Regions from separate parts of the Homo sapiens genome. Here region 2 is linked to region 1. A link is an interaction called in ENCODE POLR2A ChIA-PET data of the cell type or tissue named here. Cell type or tissue: Caco-2. All regions are shown on one strand. Links, peaks and the distances in the headings refer to the core of each region. The heading gives the core; the rest is flanking DNA.

The links. ChIA-PET counts read pairs that join two places held together with the same protein. Peaks named below come from ENCODE experiments on the same cell type or tissue, not always from the same donor. Only the 100,000 strongest peaks of a DNase experiment are listed, where the experiment ranks them.
Region 2: POLR2A ChIA-PET joins it to region 1 with 12 read pairs; 2 of 35 experiments call an interaction of 5 or more read pairs at or near these places.

What each region holds. Positions count from the first base shown.
Region 1 is chr7:338,421-348,291 of GRCh38, forward strand. It overlaps LOC124901809 (a long non-coding RNA gene), which reads right to left. Exons shown (of 2, transcript XR_007060633.1): 1 at 9,765-9,871; 2 at 6,441-6,719. Among named protein-coding and RNA genes, the nearest start is that of FOXL3-OT1, 52 kb to the left of the region's middle. RefSeq lists an enhancer at 5,173-5,802. In Caco-2, for the core only: no CTCF peak of the experiment used is centred there; DNase peaks (open chromatin) are centred at 3,731, 4,528 and 4,951.
Region 2 is chr7:790,543-800,413 of GRCh38, forward strand. It overlaps LOC124901567 (a long non-coding RNA gene), which reads left to right. Exons shown (of 2, transcript XR_007060175.1): 2 at 6,561-7,277. Among named protein-coding and RNA genes, the nearest start is that of SUN1, 37 kb to the right of the region's middle. RefSeq lists an enhancer at 7,047-7,547. In Caco-2, for the core only: no CTCF peak of the experiment used is centred there; no DNase peak of the experiment used is centred there.

The DNA of each region.
Region 1 (9,871 bases), core at 2,133-7,132:
CCACACAGCAGAGGATGCGGGGCAAGGGCACGGGTCGGTGGCCAGGGTGCTCTTGAACACCTGTGTCCTCTGGGTGTCCCTCTGGGACTCGGGGACAGGGCAGCCCAGACTCAGACTAATCCCGTGGGCCTGGAGTGCTCAGTGGACACCAGGCCAGCCAAAGCCCTCCTGCCGGCTGTCTGGGCAACGACCTTCACTCTGGACAGAGCTGTGGGGCCAGGAGACCCTGTGAGGCTCACCGACCCCCAACCCGGTACCCCGCTCTCTTGCAAGGGTGTCTGCCTGTGCCAATTTTCACAGCAGCGGGTGGGTTCCGTGGGCCTCCACAGGTGCCTGGCTGGACAGCAACGTTGGTGATGGCTCCCTCATAGCGACCCGCTCTGAGAGAACTGCTAGCCCCTTTCACAGATGGGGAGACTGAGGCTGCAAAGATGAGCGGATTTCCCAGAGCATCAGAGCCGGGGGTGGGAGAGCTGGATCGCTCACTCTCCTCCATACCTTCCCAGGTCTAGGGCAGGCAGGACTCCGTGCAGGACCCCCAAGAGCCCCGCTCTGTGCGACGAGGATGGCAGCGTCCAGGGCACGTCCTGGCTGCCGGTGTCCTAAGGGCAGGATGGGCAGCTCTGCTGGAGGCCTCCAGGTGCTGCTGGTGGGAGCCATGCACCCAGCAGCTCTAGCACGGCAGGTTGCTGTGCATGGCCCAGACAAGCCCCTCCTGTGCTCTCAGCCTTAGTTACCTCCACTGCAGGAGAGGGCTCCAGGCTCGTTGGGAGGGTTTAAAAGTGAGATGCACCCTGGGGGACACAGGAAACACTCAGCAACCATCATCCTTGCCGCTACTGTGGGCCCTGGACACACCCTGGACTGAAGTCCTGTTCCCTCTGTGACCTCCCAAAGCCCAAGCTTCAGTTTCTCTCTTAGTCAGTCCATCTTCCAGAGAAACTTAGCTTTCAGCAGAATCTCCTTTCTTTCTTAATTTTTTTTCTTTTTTTGCGACAGGGTCTTGCTCAGTCACCCAGGCTAGAGTGCAGTGGCGTGATCATAGTTCACTGCGGACTTGACCTCGTGGGCTCAAGGGATCCTCCGCCCTCAGCCTCCCAAGTAGGTGGGACTACAAGTGCACGCTGCCACACCCAGCTAATTTTTAAATGTTTTGTAGAGACCAGGTCTTGCTATGTTGCACAGGCTGGTCTTAAACTCCCAGCTTCAAGCCTTAGCCTCCAGATCCTTCTGCCCAGCCAGAACATTCCCAGATGGAACCAGGTGCCTTTTCCCCATTATACTCCACTCCCCTCTCACTGGTGCACCCCCAGTGCATCCCAGCACCTTGCCCAGCACACACTCAGTGCCCAGAAATCATTCACTGGGGGCTTGGATGGCCAAAGCCCATACCAGCCCCTCCTCCCCAGAGGCGGCCCTCCATCCCCAGGCTGCTCCAAGCTCCGTAGGAAACAGACCACATGCCTCCCTCACAGCACTGGGAAATTCCTGGAGGCGGCCACCATTTGGGGCCTGCCATCTTCCCACAGGGGCCTCGGAGGAAGCCCCAAGACCCAGCCTCTGGCTACCTTGTGACATCCTCTCCTAAAGGACTGGCCTAAGCAGGAGAGCAATTGGATCCCAGCACGGGTCTCACTTTGGATTTGCCAAAATCAGGACTTAAGGCAACGGTTCGGTGGAGGATGTGCTTTGGGAGGTGGTCTCAGAAGCACAGGGAAGGTGTGGGTTGAAGACCCACAGAGGAGCAGGTTCTGCTGCAGGCAGCTGGGGCTCCACCGTGCTGGCAACCCCTGAGGAGCTGTTGTGAAACACACCTCGACGCCACCCTATGGAGGGACAGGAATCCCGGGGCATCTCCAGGACTGGCATCTGTCACTGGCCTGAGGTTGCCCCTGGAAACAATAACACCTGGCACTTTGGGGCTGTCCTGAGTGAGGCTGAAAACGTTTCCAGCCCCCTATGCGAAGCTGCAGTGGCATACAGGGACCTGAGAGAGGCGTCAGTCAGGGTGCACGGGAGCCGTCCGATGCACCTGCAAGTGGACTGAAAGGGGACCCAAGGGGCCGTGGGTCAGTAGGCTTAGTGTCTATTAAAGCAACAAATCCCTCTGAGGGAGGAACGGCACCATCTGTGTGGCACCCCTCTACGCGGCACACGGGAGGGTGCAGTGAGTGTGCCATGCACAGGAATATGATAGCGACCTTGCCCGAGGGTTACTGAGGAACAGGGAAAAGGCTGTGTGAGGCTCCTGGGCATCTCATCGGAATACATTACCGTGCACAGCAGGGCTTAACGCAACAGAAGGGCGTCTGAACTGAGGAGGCCGGCAGGGTGGGTCCCCCTGAGGGCCACGAGGGAGCGTCGGCTCCAGGCCCCTCCCGCCTCCGGTGCTGGCCGCGGTCCTTGCCACTCCTTGTCTTCTGGCCATGCCACTCGGATCTCTGTCTCCATGTCTCTGTGGCCCGCTTCTCTCTGTTCTCCTCTTCTGATAAGGACACTTGTCATTTGATTTACGGCCCACTGGACATCCAAGAGGATTCCAGCTTGAGGTCCTCAGCTAATTACATCTGCGAAGACCCTGTTTCCAAAGGTCACATTCGAGGGTTTGGGTGGGCACGAATTTTGAGGGGATACCGTCCGATCCGGTGCAGGGACTTTCCAGCCGCAGGCTCTAGGGAAGGCTCTGTGCTAAAATGCATCCCCGGTTCACACTGCAGGGCAGGAGTGTGCGGGCGGAAGGAGCCATGCTGTTGAGGGGCCTGGGTAACTGTATAACCTGAGGGTCTCCATGTTTTCCGGCCTGCGTGGGTGCCTCTTCCACGTGAGCTCTCCCACCCCCCCACTCCAGAGGGGCGTCCCCTCAAATTGTCATCTCTCACCACCCTGGACTCTTCAGGGCAAACCGAGCACTGCTTAATGGAAACATTGTTTCTTCAGAGGTGACAATTCCCCCACACCAGCGTCGTCTCCAGCCTGGGTAGTCGAAGTGGGGTTCCTGGGCCTGCAGCTCCAGCATCACAGGGCTCCGCCCCGACCTCCTAAATCACAAGACCCTCAGGCGATTCCTGCATTTGACAATGTGTGAGAAGCACCGGCCTGTGTGGCCAAATCAACGGACAAATTCTCCCCCGGCATCCACGCTTGTCCCCCGGCATCCACGCCTGACCCTAGTGGTCTTCATCTGGTCCAGAGCTGCCCGAGGAGACAGGACAGAATGCAGCAGTAAGGACGACATTTCCTTCTGCTCACGGGTCCACACCAGGCATGTTTCTGACAGCAAGGGTCCCCAGCAGCCCTCAACACTCCAGAGATACTGGGATCCGGTGTGTAGGTTCCCACTACCCCTGCTCACTTCAATGACTCCAAACTTTTTCTGACCATCAAGCATGTTTTTCTAGAAACCCTGTCTTGCCGGGGCAGGTGTTATCAGCCACGTCCTGGTCTGTCCTGCAAAAGGAGGAAATGGCCACGCGCCACCTCCTAGTTCACCTGCACCTGTGTGGGCAGGTCCCGTGCACCCTGACTGCTGCCACACCTGCTGGGGCGTGAGGACTTTCTCGGGCCCCTCGATGTGGCTGTGTGTCCAGCTCCCAGGCACTCAGCGCCCTGTCCCTTGTCCCCTGTCTCCCGCCCCCTTGTTTACCAGTGGGGAAGACAGGCCTGGCCGGTGGGGGTGTGAGTCTGTCCCTGGCCCCAGCTGTGGAGCAGCTGAGCTCATTGGAAACCAGGCTGCGGGCCTGAATGCAGCCCTTGTCTCCTGGCCCCTGTTAATAGCCTCTATAACTGCCCAGCATTTCTATTGACTCAAGATAAGTTCCGGGGGCCGGAGAACAGCTCACTGTTTGGCACATGTCTGCTGGCCAGGCCTGGCCAGACCGGGATGGCAGGGTTTGGTGAGTCCTGCAGGCCAGGCCCCAGCGGTTGGTGCTGGCAGCTCAGCAAACAGCCTGCCCGGGCCACATGTTGCCCTCCTTATCCCTCGGGCCCCGGCCAGTAACCTTGCGGCGATTACACTATCAGCCTCCCTTGGCAGTGCCAGCGTGTGACACACGTCACATGTTCTCGAAACTCTGTCCAGAAACAGGTGTTCGAGGTGACATCATATCTGACCAGAGATCACTAAGTCTTCCGACTTCTATCAATATTTGCATTTCCAGCTCCACGGAGAATCTAATCAGACTTCTGATGACACCTGCCGTGTTTCTGACCCACTGTGCTCCTGGCTGTGGGTATCGAGCCCCCGTCTCCACTCATTTTGGATTTTTACCCTCCTGAGGGCCTAGTGAGCTGACAGGAAGGGCCTCTGGGGTGGCCAGATGAGGGGAGCAGAGCCAGGGGGTCAGGAAGGAGGCCCTGGAGCAGGAAGAGGTGGGGTCCAGGCTGCAGGCCTCAGCCTGGGTAGGAAGAGCCCTTGCTGGGCCCTTGGCCTTTGGTGGCTCTGTCCACACCTCTCCAGGACAGAAGCTCAACATGCAGGCCCCAAGCGCAGCGGAAGACCCAGACTCCAATGGCCAAATCAGGCCCAGTCCACAAGTGCATCCCAGAGGCCGGAGCAGGGCAGCCCTTGGCCACCAGACAAGAGCCAACACTCTGAACCACCACGGATGGGTCCCTGCTCTAGCGGAGGAAACCGCACCCTTTTTAAAAGAAAGAAGCAGAAATAAGAAAACAGAGCCCCGTGGCACCTGCAGGCGGTGGCGTCTCTCAGGCCTCTGGAGCTCAGGCTCTGGGGAGGGGTGAAGCCCCTCGTGGGCAGTGAGTCCCCTCTCAACCAGCCCCAGAGGGCCCCAGAACCCCAGAGAAACTCCCAGCAGCATCTGGGGTTGTATCGAGAAGCCACGAATTGGAGATAACGCCCACCTAATGTCAGAACAAATACGAGGCTGAAACCAGAGAGGCCTGGGAGAGATAAGACAGGCGCTCGCCCGGGCCGTGACCCCCGGCCACCCGCACCCCCATCCCAGCCCAGGAGAAACAAAGCCTCCAGAGCCTCCCGCGTTAATCATTTCTGGGCAGTCCGGGGCAGGGAGGCCCCGTTTCTTGGCTCCCTGGAGGCCCCGCCTGCCAGACCAGGCCAGACCTCGAGGTTTCTGGGGGTTCCCGTGCCTGGAACCCAGCACCGTGAGACCAGAGGACCCAGCAGTGAAGGAGGCAAACCCTGTCCCCGAGCTGCACACGCTGGAGCTGCACACGCTGGAGCTGCACACGCTGAGGGTCAAACGTGACATGCAGGCTATTCAGAGAACCACACAACCACACTAGTTAGCGGACAAAGGGCGGCGTGCCCTGAAGCCCGGGGCCGTACAGCACTGTGGGGTTCCTCACAGGCAAGGGGGATGCGGTAACAGCTTGAAGACGCACATTCCGACTTCAGGAAGCGCCATGAGGCCGGGAAGGGCTCCGTGCCTGTCCCTGGCTGAGGCTTCACTGGGCATATGAGGAGCATGAGAGGGACAAGCTCCTCCAAACCCAGGCCCATGTTGAAGTCAGTGTCCCCCAGCTCCCCTGCTGAAAGAACTGGGTGTGACTGGGCAGGGGAGGGAAGGGGAGGGGAGGGCCTCTCAGGATTCCGAGGAGTCTGTGCTCATGGGGATGCCCAGGCCGCCCCCCAGCCACTGGCAGAGAGGAGCCGTGGTGCCCAAGCCAGGCGGTGGGTCAGAGGCCGAGCGGAGCCTGGCTGGCTGGCTGTCCATGGGCGGCCTCGGTCCGGTTCTTGTCCATTCTTGTCCAGGGCAGTGAAGCTCAGCCCTGCAGAAGCCGAGTGGCTGGGGGGAGCCTGCTTGCACCCACCCGCGGGCAGAAAAGACGCCCTGGCTGGGTGGGGCGGGGAGTCTAACCCCTGCCCTGGCAGGTCAGGTCTGCGGCAACTTCTCCGACATGGGGGGCAGGTGGTCTTCTGGGCCAGGCTGGGAGTTGGCAACTGGGAGAGGGAGCAGGAGGAGAGGGAGGCTGAGGGCCCTGGGGGCCACTAACAGGGGAGATGGGGAGGGCCAGAGTCGCCCCCACAGCGGCCACAGGACAGGACAGCGGCGGGACAGTGGCTGAACCCAGTCCCAGGTGCCAGGTGCTCCTCACCTGTGGTGGAGGACTCCACGCACACGCCAGTGGGATCTTCCTTCGAACGGACACATTCCAGGGGAGTGTAGATTATTGGGCTCACACAGAGGAAGTCGGGAAGCACAGATCAGGACCTGGGAACCCCGTTCAAGACCAAGCAAAGACCTGGGCCACAGAGCAGCAAGAGCTGGAGTGTGGGCTCAGCCGTGTGACCCCAGGTCCTCCCTGTTTCCATGAAGGAGAGGCACGTTCCAGGCAGGGCAGGAGAGCTCAGCTGGCCCCAGGCAGGGAGCGTGTATGCAGGTGCGTGCTCGTGTGTGCACGTGTGTCTGAGCGCGTATGTGTGCGTGTGCAGAGTGAGAGCGTGCTGACCCTGGTAACAATTTGAATTCCAAAAGCTTTATTATAACCTTGCCTTTGTTCGTGGATGTTCAGTGAAAAGGTATTTTCCAGAGCAAACACTATCGATCCGGTGTCATGAATCCTGGACCAATGGTCTAACCTTGAAGTCCGTTTCCAATCAATTTTTCATTTGCCTGAAATTATGTTCACAGAGCTCATTTTTCTTCCATTTCCGTTTTACAACAAAATTATGATTTACTCTGAGTTCTTTGTATCCGTGTTCATGATCACGGCTTCTCACACGGGGGTCCTTTGGGAACCTGTGGACAGGGTGAGATCAGTCGCTGGGGCAGATGCAGGCCTCTCCCCACTCACTCCTCAACATCCCCATCTTTGTGGAATCAACATCCACTTTTTGGGAGGTCAAATGTTGCAAAATTCTTTCCCTCTAGCCCAAAGGAAAATTGGCTGTGGATATGTTAGTGGGTAACGATTACTCTGTATGGACGATTTCTGCTGTTTTTTTTACTTCTTAGAGAATTATGTGATCTCCTGAGCTCGTGATCCACCCACCTCGGCCTCCCAAAGTGCTGGGATTACAGGCGTGAGCCACCACACAGACCATCCTGGCTAACACGGTGAAACCCCGTCTCTACTAAAAATACAAAAAATTAGCCGGGCGTGGTGGCTCACGCCTGTAATCCCAGCACTTTGGGAGGCCAAGGTGGGAGGATCACGAGGTCAGGAGATTGAGACCATCCTGGCTAACACAGTGAAACCCCATCTCTACTAAAAATACAAAAAAATTAGCTGGGCGTGGTGGCGGGCGCCTGTAGTCCCAGCTACTCGGGAGGCTGAGGCGGGAGAATGGTGTGAACACGGGAGGCGGAGCTTGCAGTGAGCCGAGATCATGTCATTGCACTGCAGCCTGGGCGACAGAGCGAGACTCCATCTCAAAAAACAAAAGAAAAAAAAATGAATTATATGAAAGGCTGATATTTTGTGGGGTTTTCGTGTTGTTTTGTCTTGGTTTTGTTGTTTTGGTTTGTTTTCAGTGAATCCTGGAGAAAATCGTGAGCTATTTTATGTGACTGAGAAAAGAGAGAGACAGGAGAAGAGGGAGAGGGGGAGGCAGAGGGGCGCAGGAAAGAAGAGACAGATGGTCAGGGTGGGCAGGGTGTGAGCGGGACAGCCTCCAAGCTCCACAGGATGCATGATTTGTGTCCCCTTGACTGGGTCACGGGTGCCTAGTATCCGCCTAAGCATTATTTCAGGGGTGTCTGAGGGGGTGCTTCCGGAAGAGCTTGGCATTCGAACTGAAAATGAGCGAAGATGCCTCCCCAGTGTACACGGGCACCACTCCAGCCCTGAGTGAGGCTGGTTTGCACTCTGCCTGCCTGAACGGGATCATCTCATCTCCTCCTCCTCCTCTCCTGCCCTAGGACGGGGCTCACTCCATCGGCTCCCGCGGTTTCAGGCTTTCAGGCTCGACCGGAACGCACTGTACAGGCTCCCTGGGTCTCCAGCCTGCAGACGCAGGTGGTGGGACGCCTTGGCCTCCTTAGTCGATGAGCCTGGTCCTCACGGGACATCCCTATACCTCTGCCTCCTGTTGGTCTGTTTCTGTGGAGAACCCTCAAAAACACACCATGAGGTCAAGAGCCCCCAGCCTGGAAGTGATGAGGTTGTGTCTCACGCCAACCACCACCGCTGCCACCCGGGGTCACACGCCAACCACCACCGCAGCCGCCCGGGGCTCACACGCCAACCACCACCGCCGCCGCCCGGGGCTCACGCGCCAACAAACACCGCCGCCGCCCGGGGCTCACACGCCAACCACCACCGCCGCCGCCCGGGGCTCACACGCCAACAAACACCACTGCCACCCGGGGTCACACGCCAACCACCACCGCCGCCGCCCGGGGCTCACACGCCAACCACCACTGCCGCCGCCCGGGGCTCACACGCCAACAAACACCACCGCCACCCGGGGCTCACACGCCAACCACCACCGCCGCCACCCGGGGCTCACGCGCCAACAACCACCGCTGCCACCTGGGGCTCTCATGCCGACAAACACCGCTGCTGCCCAGGGCGGCCTCTGGCATCGGATGTGCAGCGGTGGGCGTGCTTTGGGCCTCAAGACTCAGACAAACACCCCAGTGACAAGGGGGTGTGGGCGGGAGGCAGGGGGTGGCCACGTGGTCACCCTGGGAACCAGTGGGGAAGACCATATGGCCAAGGCCACCGCCCCTCCCATAAACCCTCCTGTCCCTCCCAGAAACACCCTCTAGGGTGGGCCTCTGAAGCTAGTGGAGCGGGAGTCCCCCCAGGGTGTCTAGACATCTCCCTGGTCCACAAGCAGACACATGCTCTGAGTGAGACGGGCCGGGCGACCCCAGCTCTTGCCTGATCCCTGGACACACGTTCTTGCCCTTGGAGACTGAGGTTCCTCCTTGGTGGACAACATCAAGCTCTGCCCAGGGGTCAGGGCAGGGCCTCGGCGGGCTGTAGGGATCACCCCAAGACGCTTCCAGGTAGTCCTTCCCTCGGGCCAAAGATGTGGCCAACAATTTGCAGAAGGGAACGACGCCAACGCTGACCCCTTTGCCATCACTGACCCCTCCACCAATGCTGACCTCCACCAACACTGACCCCCTCCGCCATTGCTGACCCTTCCACCAATGGTGACCTATCTGCCATTGCTGACCTCTCCGCCAACGCTGACCTCTCCTCTGTCGCTGACCCCTCCGCCATTGCTGACCTCTCCGCCATTGCTGCCCTGAACTCACCTTGACTGGTTCAGAGCAGAACCAACGGCCCTGCCCTCCCGGAATCTTCCCGCACTTGGGAACAGCAGTTGCGCTCGCTTCTGCCCCTTGGGAAGCTGCCCACAAGCCCTGAGGGGCCTCCCAGCCATGGAAAACCCTGCCCTGTGGGTTGCATTCCACCAGCCTGCCCCACAGTCCCCGCTGAGTAGCGCGGGAAGGGAGGCTCCTGACCCCCCAGCCCCCCTCCGCTCCTCACCACGACCTTCTCGTTGACCCCAGGCCGCGGGGACGGGGTTCAGGGTCCCTGCCACCAATCCCATGTCCACTATTGCCTCGACAGAGCTCCAGCCCCAGGGTGCATGGGGCAGCTGAGGGGCCCCAGCTCCATCCCAGGTCTGAGCCATTCCTGAGAAGGTGGAAGACAGCACCCAGAACACAGAGGCCCCCACCGGGCGTCTGGGGGCAGGGCCACAAGCGGAGGGAGGGACATCTCACAGCAACATCTCTCTTGCTGGGCTGGAGAAAACCAATTTCCTCTCCCTGCTGTGTCTGTGGGCACGCCAGTCCCTTTTTAATTTAACCTGAATTAATTACCAGGGCAGAGGCAGGTGTTCCTCCTCGGTTTCTCTCTCCGGCTCTTTGCCTTGTCGCTTGCAAGCGCTGGGCAGCCTGCGGGGAGATCTGTCCAACAGTGCCAGGGT
Region 2 (9,871 bases), core at 2,069-7,068, 450 kb after region 1:
TGATTCAAAGGCAATTTCTACTTCCCTTTGTAATCCCCTTTCTGTGACCTAAATGAAGAGCTGAGGTTACTGGAGGGTGGGAGCTGGTTGGTTGAAGAAAAAACACTCACCTTTTTGTAGCCAAAGACAGCCTTCTATATCAGTATGGGATGATCTCCAAAACACATTGTTAATTTTAAAAAACAAGGAGCACAGGCTGGGTGCGGTGGTTCACGCCTGAAATCCCAGCACTTTGTGAGGCCGAGGCGGGCAGATCACGAGGTCAGCAGTTCGAGACCAGCCTGGCCAACATAGTGAAACCCCGTCTCTACTAAAACTACAAAAATTAGCTGGGTGTGGTGGCGCATACCTGTAATCCCAGCTACTCGGGAGGCTGAGGCAGGAGAATTGCTTGAACCTGGGAGGTGGAGGTTGTGGTGAGCCGAGATCTTGCCACTGCACTCCAGCCTGGGCGACAAAGTGAGACTCCGTCTGAAGAAAAAAAAAAAAGGGAGCTGCTTCTTTTGCTTAGGCATAAAAAATTTCTGGAGGGGACAAAAGAAACCAGTTGAACAGTGAGGCCTCTGGAGAAGGGACCTGAGTGCCCCAGGGACTGGAGTGAGAGTCCAGTCTTTACCTCTTGGTACCATGGAATTTACTCCTCTCGGTTCCATGGAATTTACTCCTCTCGGTACCATGGAATTTACTTTTAGTGCACGTATTTATTACCCAGTCAAAAACAACTCTGCTGAGACTAACCTGTAATCGAAGCCTCACTGACACCTGATGCTGTTCTCGGCTCACAAGTCAGCACACTTGTTTCTTCTGTATCACGAACCCCTGTCCCAGGGAAGGGTGTTCAGGATGTCAAAGCAAAAGCTTTATCAGAAAGTTGTCTTGGGCAGGGTGTGGTGGCCCACGGCTGTAATCGCAACACTTTGGGAGGCTGAGGCAGGAGGATTGCTTGAACCTGAAAGTGGAGGCTGCAGTGGGTCTTGATGGCATCATGGCACTCCAGCCTGGGTGACAGAACAAGACCCCATCTCAAAGCAAACAAACAAAACTTGTCTTATTGAGAAATGAAAATGCAGAGACTTGTAGCCAAGTGCTCATAGCAGCTTTATTCTAGCCTCAAATTGGAAAAAACCCAAATGTCCATCAACAGTCCATCTGCAGTATAAACAAACTACAGTCTATCCAGACAACAGAATACGATTCTGTAGTCGAACGACAGGGCACACTGCAACGGAGACAGCTCCCACAGACACCAGGCCAGTGAGGAAAGACTGTATCTCATATAATTTATATGGAACTCGAGAACAGGCAAAGCTGTTCTATAGTCCTTTCTTTTTTCCTCTGAGCCAGGGTCTCACTCTGTCACCCAGGCTGGAGCACAAGGGTGCCCTCACAGCTCACTGCAGCCCCAGCCTCCCAAGCTCAAGCGATCCTCCCGCCTCAGCCTCCGGAGTAACTGGGACTACAGATGCACACCACCACCCCCAGCTAATTTTTTATTTTTAGTAGAGACGAGTTCTCACTATGTTGCCCAGACTGGTCTCGAACTCTCCGGCTGAAACGAACCTCCTAACTCAGCCTCCCAAAGTGCTGGGAGGACAGGCATGAGCCGCTGTGCCCAGCCTACTCCTTTTTAAATCACCGAATCAATGATGACTATATGGAGGCTCTTTATGTTTATTATATTATTCTCTCTACTTGTGTATGTGTGAATTCTGCATGAGTTTTTATAATGAAAAAATCACACTTCAAAAACAGTCACCTGGCTAAGCATGGAAGACACAGGCTCAGCCTGAGTGCTCTTGGAGGCTCTTCTCCAGGTGGGAGCAGGCCGGGCGGTGTCCCTTTTACTGAGCACTTGATTTTCCACTACCAGGTGTCTCCTCACTAGCCTGAGAACTTAGTTAAATTTTCTTTAAAGATAAATCTTTCATCCTAGCCAGAGCAATCAGGCAAGAGAAAGAAATAAAAGGCATCTAAATTGGAAAATAAGTCAAATTATCCCCATTTGCTGATGATATGATCATATATCTAGAAAACCTTCCAAAAAGCTCTTAGATGGGATGAATGCAGTTAAGCTGCAGAATACAAAATCAACATACACAGATCAGTAGTATTTCTGTCCGTTAATAATGATCTAGTTGACAAAGAAATCAAGGCAATCACACTTATAATAGCTACAAAAAAATAAAACACCAGCCGGGCGCAGTGGCTCACGCCTGTAATCCCAGCACTTTGGGAGGCCGAGGCGGGCAGATCACAAGGTCAGGAGATAGAGACCATCCTGGCTAACACGGTGAAACCCCGTCTCTACTAAAAATACAAAAAAAAAATTAGCCGGGCGTGGTGGCGGGCGCCTGTAGTCCCAGCTACTTGGGAGGCTGAGGCAGGAGAATGGCGTGAACCCGGGAGGCGGAGCTTGCAGTGAGTGGAGATCGTGCCACTGCACTCCAGCCTGGGTGACAGAGCCAGACTCCGTCTCAAAAAAAAGAACGAGATCCTGACTTTTGCAGCAACATAGATGGAACTGGAGGCCATGATCTTAGTGAAACAAGCCAGGTGCAGAAAGTCAAATACCACATATTTTGACTCATGAGTGGGTGCTAGAAAATGTGAACACGTGGACATAGAGAATGATAGACAGTGGAGACTCAGAAGGGTGAAGGGAGAAAAGGGAGTGGATGATGTAAAATGACTTAGTGGGTACAACATATGATATTCGGGCGATGGATCCCCAACAGCCCTGACTTGACCAGTATCCAGAATGCAATCTATGCATGTAACGAAACTGCACTGTACCCCACGTTCTTACAGCGATAGAATATTTCTCCTGACTTCTCCCCATTTTCCAGAATTCTATTTTTTTTCTTTTTTTTTTTTGAGACAGAGTCTCGCTCTGTCACCCAAGCTGGAGTGCAGTGGTGCGATCTCGGCTCACCGCTACCTCCACCTCCTGGGTTCGAGCAATTCTCCTGCCTCAGCCTCCTGAGTAGCTGGGATTACAGGCGCATGCCACCACACCTGGCTAATTTTTGTATTTTTTGTTTGTTTGTTTAGTAGAGATGGAGTTTCACCATGTTGGTCAGGCTGGTCTCGAACTCCTGACCTCGTGATCCACCCGCCTTGGCCTCCCAACGTGCTGGGATTACAGGCATGAGCCACCGTGCCCAGCCCAGAATTCTATAAATAGCATTGTCCATCTGATGTCAGAGAGAGAAACAATCCCTGGATGTTACTCAGGCTGGTGGGCTATGAATACCATGGTTTGTTGTTGTTTTGAGACGGAGTCTCGCTCTGTCACCCAGGCTGGAGGGCAGTGCTGCAATCTCAGCTCACTGCAACCTCTCCCTCCTGGGTTCAAGTGATTCTCCTGCCTCAGCCTCCCAAGTAGCTAGGGCTACAGGCGCCCACCACCATGCCCAAATGATTTTTGTATTTTTAGTAGAGATGGGGTTTCACCACATTGGCCAGGCTGGTCTCAAACTCCTGACCTCAAATGATTCACCCACCTGGGCCTCCCAAAATGCTGGCATTACAGGCGTGAGCCACCGCGCCCAGCCTTTTAAAAGCATTTTAAGAGGTCTCAGGCAGTGCCTTTCACAGAGAGGAGGCTGCAGCCTCCACGCAGGCCTCACCCTCTCCGCCTTCTTCCTTTGACCTCGGCATGTCCTTGATGTTGTACCCAAGGGTCTGTGCCGCTCTCCTGTGACTCTTCTTACAAGCAAATGATGGCTCCAGGAGCTGGCCTGGACCCTGAGGCCTAGAACCTGCCCCAAGGGGAAAAGCACCTGCTCATTTGTGTTTAGGCATTTACTCAACGCTTCTCTTAATGTCTTGGAAAGTGTCACTTAGGAGACAAGGCAGTGCTCACTCTTGGCTGACAACAAGGTAACTGTAGACAGAAGAATCTATTATTAGGCGTCTCCATGTTCTCTTCCTAGCTCATTGCTGGCACTGTCATCCTTACGTTAGTTTCCTTATATTTTGTTTTCTTTTCTTTTTTCTTTTCCTTTTTTTTTTTTTTCTGGAGACGAGAGTCTTGCTCTGTTGCCCAGTCTGCAGTGCAGGGATCCGGGTCCAGGGGATGTCTCTGAGCCCCCAATCCTTTACGGGGCCTTTTCCTGGGGTCCCTGTGGGCTCCATCCCGGGATGCAGGACAGAGATGTGGGATGCGGAAGGGTTCCCCGCAGGGATCCAGGTCCGGGGGCAGGAGGAGCCCAGAGGGTGGCACCATCACGCAAAGGCCTCCAGAGGCGTGGCCCGGGACAAGCACAGCGCCAGCCGCCTGCGCTGCCAGGGCAGGGTCCACACCCACAGACTGTAACCTGGACCCGGGCAGGGCGGGGTCCACACCCACAGACTGTAACCTGGACCCAGGTGGGGTCCACACCCGCGGACTGTAACCTGGACCTGGGCAGGGCAGGGTCCACACCCGCGGACTGTAACCTGGACCCGGGCAGGGCGGGGTCCACACCCTTGGACTGTAACCTGGACCCGGGCAGGGCGGGGTCCGCACCCGCGGACTGTAACCTGGACCCGGGCAGGGCGGGGTCCGCACCCGCGGACTCTAACCTGGACCCAGGCAGGGCAGGGTCCATCCACACCCACAGAATCTAACCTGGACTGGGGCAGGGCCTAAACCCAGGGACTCTAACCTGGACCCGGGCAGGGGAAGGGTCCACACCCGCAGACTCTAACCTGGACCAGAGCCTGGGAGGGTCCACACCCGCAGAATCTAACCTGGACCTGGGCAGGGCAGGGTCCACACCCACAGAGTCTGTCTAATCTGCAGAGGACAAGGGTGGGGTCTCCCACAGAGCCAGCCTGAGGGGTGGGTGCACCTGAGGGGTGGGCGCACCTGAGGGGTGGGCTCGTCGCCCTCTGCCTCATGCTGGCAGGACCCGAGAGGCCTGGGAGTGCTGGGAACTGAGAAACAGTCATCACCAATTAAAAGTCCCGCTGCCTTTTATTAACACCATGCGTCACCCTTCTGTACAATATCAGTGAGAAAACACTCGCCTAAAAAAAACCTTTTGTTGCTCTAAATTCTAAGCTGAACAGTTGCTGCAATCGCCAGTGAGTTTTAATACAGCTTCCGATTAGCACATTTTAATTACCCTTTATAAACATGCTCTAAGTGAAAGTCAATTCAGACAATGTCCAGTGAGGCAGTGGGATCCCATCACACACGGACTCACAGCGCACACTACTCCAATATTTAGGTAAATTCATGGCCGGGCGCGGTGGCTCACGCCTGTAATCCCAGCACTTTGGGAGGCCGAGGCGGGTGGATCACGAGGTCAAGAGATCGAGACCATCCTGACCTACATGGTGAAACCCCATCTCTACTAAAAATAGAAAAAAATTAGCTGGGCGTGGTGGCGGGCACCTGTAGTCCCAGCTACTCGGGAGGCTGAGGCAGGAGAATCGCTTGAACCCAGGAGGTGGAGGTTGCAGTGAGCCGAGATCGCGCCACTGCACTGCAGCCTGGGTGACAGAGTGAGACTCTGTCTCCGAAAAAAAAAAAAAAAAAAAAAGACTTTTAGGCCTTCAGTATTTAAAGGAGGAAAGTGGGCTGGAGGGGAAACAGGGACGGTGTGGTCACATTGTTGAATCCTCAAGTTTCAAGAGAAAAGGAACAGGCAGGGGAAGAGCCGGTGCTCCAAAAATCCACTCTTTACAAAAGAGAAGGTGAACCTGGAATGCCTTACCCGTGGATATTTAAACTTTTTTTAATTTTATTTATTTATTTTTTTATTATTATTATACTTTAAGTTTTAGGGTACATGTGCACAATGTGCAGGTTAGTTACATATGTATACATGTGCCATGTTGGTGTGCTGCACCCATTAACTCGTCATTTAACATTAGGTATATCTCCTAATGCTATCCCTCCCCCCTCCCCCGACCCCACAACAGTCCTCAGAGTGTGATGTTCCCCTTCCTGTGTCCGTGTGTTCTCATTGTTCAATTCCCACCTATGAGTGAGAACATGCGGTGTTTGGTTTTTTTGTCCTTGCGATAGTTTGCTGAGAATGATGATTTCCAGTTTCATCCATGTTCCTACAAAGGACATGAACTCATCATTTTTTATGGCTGCATAGTATTCCATGGTGTATATGTGCCACATTTTCTTAATCCAGTCTATCGTTGTTGGACATTTGGGTTGGTTCCAAGTCTTTGCTATTGTGAATAGTGCTGCAGTAAACATACGTGTGCATGTGTCTTTATAGCAGCATGATTTATAATCCTTTGGGTATATACCCAGTAATGGGATGGCTGGGTCAAATGGTATTTCTAGTTCTAGATCCCTGAGGAATCGCCACACCGACTTCCACAATGGTTGAACTAGTTTACAGTCTCACCAACAGTGTGAAAGTGTCCTATTTCTCCACATCCTCTCCAGCACCTGTTGTTTCCTGACTTTTTAATGATCGCCATTCTAACTGGTGTGAGATGGTATCTCACTGTGGTTTTGATTTGCATTTCTCTGATGGCCAGTGATGGTGAGCATGTTTTCATGTGTTTTTTGGCTGCATAAATGATGTTTAACCTTTTATCTGTAGCACCCTGCTGAGGAGCAAAAGGAAAGGCAGTTTCTCACTTGGCCCCGCTTTCAGCTTAATGTTTTCCTTCTGGCAGAGTGAACTGGGGACCTCAGTTGTTATTTTCTTCTCAAAGAGGAAGAAGGAGTTTCAGATGATCCACTCTGGATGTCATGTTTTGAAGGAGCAAGTGTATTACATAAAACACGATCACTCTGTCTCACAAAAAGACTCAAAAAGTAGAAATAAAAGTGAGAACTCCCACTACTTAGTGAAAATTCTCAAAGTGGGGGATACGGAAGGAGACCGCTACTACCCCTGCTGCCCTCCTCCCTGCACCTTGCCTAGTTCACAAGACAGGAGGAGAGAAGAAGCAAAAAGTTAGAAAAAAAAACAAAAGTAAGATAAATAGCCAGACAACCTTGGCACCACCACCCAGCCCTAGGAGTTAAAAAAAGTAATAATAATAACATCAACCCCTGAGCTAAACTACTTGTGTTATCTGTAAATTCCAGGCACTATGAAAAAAGCATTGTAAGACTTTCTGTTCTGTTAGCTGATGATGCTGCCCCCAGTCACGTTTCCCACGCTTGCTTGATGTATCACGACTCTTTCACGTGGACCCCTTAAAGTTGTAACCCTTTAAAAAGGCCAAGAATTTCTTTTTCGAGGAGCTCAGCTCTTAAAACGCAAGTCTGCCGACGCTCCCGGCCGAATAAAAACCTCTTCCTTCTTGAATCCAGTGTCTGAAAAGTTTTGTCTGCGGCTCATCCTGCTGCAGTATGACAGTGAACCACCTGGACAGGCGAGGGCGTCCCGTCAGAAGACCAGTGAGAATGCAGCCAGCACAGGGCCGCGGGGTTCCTCCATCTGCCTGCGGCCCAGGAAACCTTCCAGCCCAGATTCTTTCCCTCCCGGGGCAGGGCTGGGAGCACGGCCCCGTGTTCACCACCCATGGATCCCGCCCCTCCAGGGATGTGCTCACATAACAGCCACTTTGTGCCCGTCCAGACTGGAAGACTTGCCGTCACTGACAGGTGCTCCAGGCTAGCAGCCTCTGCATGTCTGAATGTTTATTTACAGTATGCGATGGCCAGGCACAGTGGCTCATGCCTGTAATCCTAGCACTTTGGGAGGCCGAGGTGGGCAGATTGCCTGAGCTCAGGGGTTTGAGACCAGCCTGGGCAACACGATGCAGCTCCATCTCTACTAAAATACAACAAATTAGCCAGGTATGGTGGCGTGCACCTGTAGTCACAGCTACTTGGGAGGCTGAGGCAGGAGAATTGCTTGCACTCGGAAGGAGGAGGTTGCAGTGAGCTGAGATCACGCCACTGCACTCCAGCTTCGGCGACAGAGCGAGACTCTGTCTTAAAAAAATAAAATTAAAATAAATAAATAAAAGAATGGAACAAAGGGGCCATGTGCAGGGGCTCATGCCTGTAATCCGAGCATTTTGAGAGGCTGAGGCAGGCAGATCATTTGAGGTCAGGAGTTTGAGACCAGCCTGGCCAACATGGTGAAACCCTGTCTCTAGTAAATATAGCCAGATGCAGTGGCTCACGTTGTAATCCTAGCACTTTGGGAGGCTGAGATGGGTGGATCACTTGAGGTCAGGAGTTCGAAACCAGCCTGGCCAACATGGTGAAACCCCATCTCTACTAAAAATATAAAAAAATGAGCTGCTCGTGGTGGTGCGCACCTGTAATCCCAGCTACTTGGGAGGCTGAGGCAGGAGAGTCGCTTGAACCAGGGAGGCGGAGGTTGCAGAGAGCTGAGATGGTGCCACTGCACTCCAGCCTGGGCGACAGAGCGAGACTCCATCTCCAAAAAAAATTAAATAAATAAATAAATAATTTGTTAATAGCTCATTCATCCCACCAGGGAAGAGATGGCTTCCAACAAGAAGACAAGCACTAACAGACAAAATCGGGACCCAGAAGCAAGCAGGCTTGTGGATAGAGCACAGGCCCCGCTGAGGTCCGGCACCTTGAAGGAGGTGGAGCACCAGCTCCCAGGGGCCTCTGCTCCTGACCACACCAAGACCGTCGTTTACAGCAGGGGTCCCCAACCCCCGGGCCACAGAATGTGGCCTGTTAGGAACCAGGCCACATAGCCAGAGGTGAGCAGCGGGCCAGCCAGTAAAGCTTCATTTGTATTTACAGCCGCTCCCATCGCTGACGTTACCGCCTGAGCTCCACTTTGTCAGATCAGCATCAGCATTCAGTTCTCACAGAAGCATGAACCCCATTGTGAACTGTGCATGAGAGGGATTAGGTTTCACACTCCTTATGAGAATCTAATGCCTGATGATCTGTCATTGTCTCCCATCACCCACAGATGGGACCATCTAGTTGCAGGAAAACAAGCTCAGGGCTCCGACTGACTTTACATTTTCAAAGTTGTAGAATTATTTTATTATTGGCCAGGTACAGTGGCTCATGCCTGTAATCCCAGCATTTAGTAGAGACAGGGTTTTGCCATGTTGTCCAGGCTGATCTCGAACTTCTAACCTCAAGTGATCCTCCCGCCTTGGCCTCCCAAAGTGCTGGAGTTACAGGCATGAGCCACCACGGCTGGCCATATATTTTAAATTCTTTATTGAAATAACTTTAGGGCTGGGCGTGGTGGCTCACACCTGTAATCCCAGCACTTTGGGAGGCTGAGGCGGGCGGATCATGAGGTCAGGATATCGAGACCATCCTGGCCAACATGGTGAAATCCCGTGTCTACTAAAATACAAAAAATTAGCCAGGCGTGGTGGCATGTGCCTGCAGTCCCAGCTACTTGGCAGGCTGAGGCAGGGGAATCACTTGAACCCAGGAGGTGGAGATTGCAGTGAGCCGAGATTGCGCCACCGCACTCCAGCCTGGTGACATAGCAAGACTCCGTCTCCAAAAAAAAAAAAAAACAGAAAAAGGAAGGAAGGAAGAAAGACAGAAAGAAACTTTACACTTCTTAACAGAAAAATTGCAAAAATAGTACAGTTCCCATATATACACTTTGCTCAGGTTCTCCTGGTGTTAACATTTTACATGACTGTGGGACAGATATGAAAAGCAGGCATTGGCTGGGCATGGTGGCATGTGCCTGTAATACCAGCACTTTGGGGGACTGAGGCAGGACGCTCACTTGAGGCCAAGAATTTTTCTTTTCTTTTTTTTTTTTTTTTTTTTTTGAGATGGAGTCTCGCTCTGTCGCCCAGGCTGGAGTGCAGTGGTGCGATCTCCACTCACTGCAAGCTCCACCTCCCAAGGTTCACACCATTCTCCTGCCTCAGCCTCCCAAGTAGCTGGGACTACAGGAGCCCGCCACTACGCCCAGCTAATTTT